Linked DNA regions of Homo sapiens: region 2 is linked to region 1. A link is a loop called in an ENCODE intact Hi-C map of the cell type or tissue named here. Cell type or tissue: HepG2. All regions are shown on one strand. Each heading gives the region's core, and the rest is flanking DNA. Links, peaks and the distances in the headings are about the cores only.

Region 1 (2,900 bases), core at 1-2,500:
GACAGAGCAAGACTCCGTCTCAAAAAGCCAACAAACAAAAACCCAGCTAGGCATGGTGGCCCGTGCCAGTAGTCCCAGCTACTTGGGAGGCTGAGGTGGGAGGATCACTTAAGCCCAGGAGGTCAAGGCTGCAGTGAGCTATAACCATGCCACTGCACTCCAGCCTGGGCAACAAAGGGAGATACTGTCTCATAAAACCAAATAAATAAATAAAAGTTTTATAAAAGTCATCAGTTCATACTAACTACCTCATCTGTTATTACAAACAGCAATAACATCCCACAATATTTTATCACCTACCAAATATGCACTAACAGATGTCTCTCTCACATTAAAACGGATAAGAAAAAGCAAAAGGGAAAACTGAAGTGCAGGCTGTGAAATGTGAAGGAACCATGGAACCTTGCTGAATGGTAATTATCATATATCAACATTTTCCAAGTGCTCACTTGTACAAGGGACTATAAAGATTACCACCCTTCAGCCAAGGAAAAAGGGGGTGGAGAGTGGGGTGGGAGGGAGGAATCAGAGCCCGGAAGGCTCTTTCTGAAGTAGAATGCAACTAACCTCAGAACACCAAGGGCAGAATGGAGGTTATCAAAGGCCTGGCGGAGTGTGTATGTGGGGGGTGAGTGGGTGGAGCGTCGATGTTGGTCAAAGGGTACATACTTGAAATTTGCTTAGATCTCAAATGTTCTCACACAAAAAAAAATGGTAACTAGGTGAGGTGATGGATATGTCAGGTTGATTTTGGTACTCATTTCACAATGTATTCGTGTATTAAAATATAATGTATACCTTAAGTATATACAATTATCAACAGTATTTGTCAATATACCTCAAAGAAGCTAAGGGGGAATAAAACACCAAGGAAATCCTGCCAAAGACAGGATTTGTTGGATATTAGAAAAAGTAAAGATACCATGGGCTACCTGCACTTTGCATAATCTAGTAGGGCACTGGACAGGAGTTGATTCGGCTACTATAAAAATCCTTGCAAAATGGTAATGTAGACTACACCTGTACTATTTGAGAGAGACAGAAGGGTGGGCGGGAGCAAGTTCGAGATGTCCACACCGGGTGAAAATTGAGGGTGCCGCTGGGAAGGTCCGAGAATGGGTTTTCATGGCCCCAAAGTGTCGAGGGAGGGTGGGGGCGTTCCATCTCCCGCCTCCATTTCCACTTCGCCACCTGCACCCCGCCCCGCGTGGGAGTGGAGGTCCACCAGAAGGCCCGAACAGCGGCGGGGGACAAGAAAGCGGCCGCGGGTCCCCGGGAATCGGAGCCGAGCGGCCCCTAGGGAGGAAGGGCTGCGGGAGGGTGGGGCGCGGTGCAGCGAGGAAACCGAAAGGAGGACTACGGGGAGGGAGTGCCGCGCGGCTGGGGACCCATCCCCGTACCACACCCGGGGACCCAGGATGGGGAAGGAGGGTCCAGGGTCCCGCGAGCGAAAGGAAGGCAGAACTTACTCCGCGGTCCTCTTCTGAGAGGAAGTCCGGGCCGTCGTCCAGGCCTTCCTGTGGGGTCGGCGGGCACGGCGCGCCGGGGAAAAGGATGAGATGGGGGAGACACAAAGGGAGACATTAGTGACAGGCTGGCGCGGTCCCCGCGCCCGCCCCGCGCCCGCTGCCCCCACCGCGCTCCCGGGACTCGGCGCCGCGGAGAACACCCACCATCATGGCTGCTCCGAGGCGAGGGCCGGCGCAGGCGCGCATCTCCCTGCTGCCGGAGGGAGCCGGCGGCCAGGAGCGGGGCGGGGCGGGGCGGAGGCGAAGGGGCGGGGCCTAAGGACGGCCCGCCCCGTCCCCGGCGCTGGTCGCTCGAGTCCGTGAGCGAGGAAGGTTAACAGGGCCTTCTGCCCAAGGTCAAGGCACCGAAGTCGGGAGAGCCTGAAGACCCAGACCTCATGGCTGGGGGCACCTCGCAGCTGGCGGGCTCTGACCAGGGAAGGGCCAAAGGCCACCCAGGGAGCTCTCCAGTTCCCCTGCCCCGAGGGCTCCAGCGAAAAACGATGCAGGCGCCCTCCGGAAGCCATAATACATCATCTGGTCTTTGTATTATGCCACACGATAATTAATCACAATTAATATCATTTTGCCTATGGAAGTTGCTGGAAACAAGGACCTTCACACAGTCGGTAATCAGGGACTATAATCAAGCTTTTACCGCTGGCGAGGTAATAACTACCTCAGAGTTTGGGGCACTAATGGTTGCGAACTATAAAAATGAGCTGTTTTCATTACAAAAATATTCCTTTCCTTTGTTAGAAGAAATTTCCCCACACCTACTCTAACTGTCCAGGTGGTTAGCATCACACGGGATCCACAGGCATTTCAAATAACGGGAGAAAATCATACTTAATCCTAGAATCTACACGTTCCTGAGCTTGCATTCAGTTAAGGAAAGGCATCTTCAGATGTTCAGACCAGAAACCCTTAACCCATTGAAATCCGTACTCTAGGGGCCGGGCGCTGTGGCTCACGTCTCTAATTCCAGCACTTTGGGAGGCCAAGGCGGGCGGATCACCTGAGGTCAGGAGTTTGAGACCATCCTGGCTAACATGGTGAAACCCCGTCTCTACTAAAAATACAAAAATTAGCCGGGCGTGGTGGCGCGTGCCTGTAATCTCAGCTACTTGGGAGGCTGAAGCAAAAGAATCGCTTGAACCTGGAAGGCAGAGGTTGCAGTGAGCCGAGATTGCACCACTGCACTCCAGCCTGGGCAACAGAGCAAGACTCTGTCTCAAAAAAAGAAAGAAATAAATCCTTATCTCCCTTACTCCTCATATCCAACCAAATCCTATGGCTTCTACAATTGATTGTCCTTCATACCTCTTTTTTTTTTTTTTTTGAGACAGAGTCTCGCTCTGTCGCCCAGGCTGGAGTGCAGTGGTGCGATCT
Region 2 (2,854 bases), core at 355-2,854, 66 kb before region 1:
TCATACTTATAAAGATTACATAAAATCTGTCCCAAAACGTCTAAGAAATATTCAGTAATTAAAAATAAGTCTGATTAAGATGCTTTACCAGGATACATGAATGAACTAAGGTGGTATATGCTTTTAAAAACAAAATTTAAAAAATTCAAAAAAGGCAATCTTTATCTTGTTTCAACAATGCATTCTGAAAAGGTTAAATTTCAGAAATTATTTAAAGGTAAATAAGAGTGGCAGCCATAAGGAATACTATTTATAAAATAAACAGAGTTATAGAGGCTACTTTAAAGAAGAATGAACTTTGGACTTCTGAGTATGACGAGTGCACGATGATGGACCACTGTCATGGGGAACACAGTGCGGCATCACGGCACACAGACTGGCATCGCCTGGGCGTGCGCTGCTCCATGTTTCTCAGAAAAAGAGGAGTTGATGCACTTTTTCAGCTGCTTTTTGTTTGTTTCCAGTGAGCATAAATGCTTAACATCATTAAGAAAACAAAAATAAAATTTGAAGGAAGGCAGCCCTTTTTAACAGGAAGGCGGAGTGTGGCTTATGTGTCTCCATTTAACACTGCCAGGCAGTTCTGCAGCAACTGTAGATTACCCTAAAAAAGGAAGAAAAAATAAATTACAAATTTTATTTCAAACAATTCAGAAGACTCCTACTGAAAATACAGTTAGAAACGACATAAAATATAGTGTTAGAAGCCGGGCGCGGTGGCTCATGCCTGTAATCCCAGCACTCTGGGAGGCCGAGGCGGGTGGATCACGAGGTCAGGAGATCGAGACCATCCTGGCTAACACAGTGAAACCCCATCTCTACTAAAAAATACAAAAAATTAGCCGGGCGTGGTGGTTGGCACCTGTAGTCCCAGCTACTCGGTATGCTGAGGCAAGAGAATGGCATGAACCCGGGAAGCGGAGCTTGCAGTGAGCAGAGATCGCGCCACTGCACTCCACCCTGGGCGAAAGAGTGAGACTGCGTCTCAAAAAAAAAAAAATAAGAAAAAAAAAATATAGTGTTAGAAGTCATATGACTTTATCGATATATTAGAAATTTTAAAACAGCCATTCATTATATACACATAAAGGTTTAAATACATAAAATTACATGATTTGTTTCACATACAATAATACTTTCTACATACCAGATTCTTCAGTAAATTTTTTTTCTTTTTTTTTTTCTGAGATGGAGTATCACTCTGTTGCCCAGACTGGAGTGCAATGGCACCATCTCAGGTCACTGTAACCTCCGCCTCCTGGGTTCAAGTAATTCTCCTGCGTCAGCCTCCCCAGTAGCTGGGATTACAGGTGTCTGCCACCATGCTCAGCTAATTTTTGTATTTTTAGTAGAGACGGGGTTTTGCCATGTTGGCCAGGCTGGTTTTGAACTCCTGATCTCAGGTGATCCGCCTACCTCAGCCTCCCAAAGTGCTGTGATTACAGGCGTGAGCCACTGCGCTGGCCTTTGTTTTGAGACAGAGTCTTGCTTTGTCACCCAGACTAAAGTGCAGTGGCATGATCTTGGCTCAGTGCAACCTCTGCCTCCCGGGTTCAAGCGATCCTTCTGGCTCAGCCTGCTGAGTAGCTGAGATTACAGGCGCGTGCCACCACGCTGGCTAATTTTTTGTATTTTTAGTAGAGACGGGGTTACACTATGTTGGCCAGGCTGGTCTTGAACCCCTGACCTCAGGTGATCTGCCCGCCTTGGCCTCCCAAAGTGCTGGGATTACAGGGGTGAGCCATGGCACCCAGCCTTCACTGTAGGATATTTAACAGCATCCTTGGCCCACCATGTACTGGTAGTAACCATAGAACACCCAGTTGTGATAACCACAAATGTCTCCAGATATTGCAAAATGTCCTCTGGGGGGCAGAATCACCTCTGGTTGAGTACTACTGTTAATAGAACAGTTATCAGAAATCTAAATACAGAGAACTCAGGTCAGAAAGAACTTGAAAAAGTATAGAATCTGGCCAGGCGCGGTGGTTCACGCCTGCAATCCCAGCACTCTGGGAAGCCGAGGTAGGCGGATCACCTGAGGTCAGCAGTTTGAGACCCGCCTGGCCAACATGGTGAAACCCTATCTCTACTAAAAATACAAAAATTAGCTGGGCGTGGTGGTGTGCACCTGTGTCCCAGCTATTCGAGAGGCTGAGGCAGGAGAATTGCTTGAACCCGGGAGGCAGAGGTTGCAGTGAGCTGAGATCACGCCACTGCACTCCAGCCTGGGGCAAAAAGAGTGAAACTAAGTATCAAAAAAAAAAAAAAAAGTATAGAATCTGGAAACTGGACACTGACATCAATCTCTAGAAGGACTCAGCAAACTTTTTGTGTAAAAGGCTAAATAATAAGTATTTTAGGCTGTTTCAACAACTCCATTATGCTACTACATAAAAGCAGCCACAAGCATAAATGAATGAACTTGGCTGCGTTCCAATAAAATTTTACTTACGGATACTTAAATCTGAATTTCATAATTAATACATTTAATACATGTCATGACTTTTTTTTTTTTTTTTTGGAGAAGGAGTCTTGCTCTGTCACCCAGGCTGGACTGCAGTGGCATGATCTCAGCTCGCTGCAAGCTCTGTCTCCCGGGTTCACGCCATTCTCCTGCCTCAGCTTCCCGAGTAGCTGGGACTACAGGCGCCCGCCACCACGCCCGGCTAATTTTTTGTATTTTTAGTAGAGACGGGGTTTCACCGTGGTAGCCAGGATGGTCTCGATCTCCTGACCTCGTGATCTGCCCGCCTTGGCCTCCCAAAGTGCTGGGATTACAGGCGTGAGCCACCGCGCCCGGCTGACATATTCTACCTTAAAGAAAAAAAAAACCCAACCATTTAAAAATGGG

What was found. Hi-C counts contacts between places; a loop is a spot of excess contacts. Peaks named below come from ENCODE experiments on the same cell type or tissue, not always from the same donor. Only the 100,000 strongest peaks of a DNase experiment are listed, where the experiment ranks them.
Region 2: a loop joins it to region 1, with 2.2 times the contacts of the local background. A loop is called at or near these places in 2 of 110 quality-filtered maps.

What each region holds. Positions count from the first base shown.
Region 1 is chr14:34,628,438-34,631,337 of GRCh38, forward strand. SNX6 (sorting nexin 6) reads right to left here and starts at 1,711. Exons shown (of 14, transcript NM_152233.4): 1 at 1,674-1,711; 2 at 1,470-1,517. The coding sequence starts at 1,679. RefSeq lists a silencer at 1,465-1,814 and an enhancer at 1,985-2,034. In HepG2, for the core only: a CTCF peak has its summit at 1,303; DNase peaks (open chromatin) are centred at 614, 1,321 and 1,774; H3K4me3 peaks cover 2,250 bases; H3K27me3 peaks cover 347 bases.
Region 2 is chr14:34,562,572-34,565,425 of GRCh38, forward strand. SNX6 (sorting nexin 6) reads right to left here. Exons shown (of 14, transcript NM_152233.4): 14 at 1-604. The coding sequence ends at 551. Among named protein-coding and RNA genes, the nearest start is that of EAPP, 24 kb to the left of the region's middle. In HepG2, for the core only: a CTCF peak has its summit at 1,866 (motif pointing right); a DNase peak (open chromatin) is centred at 1,865.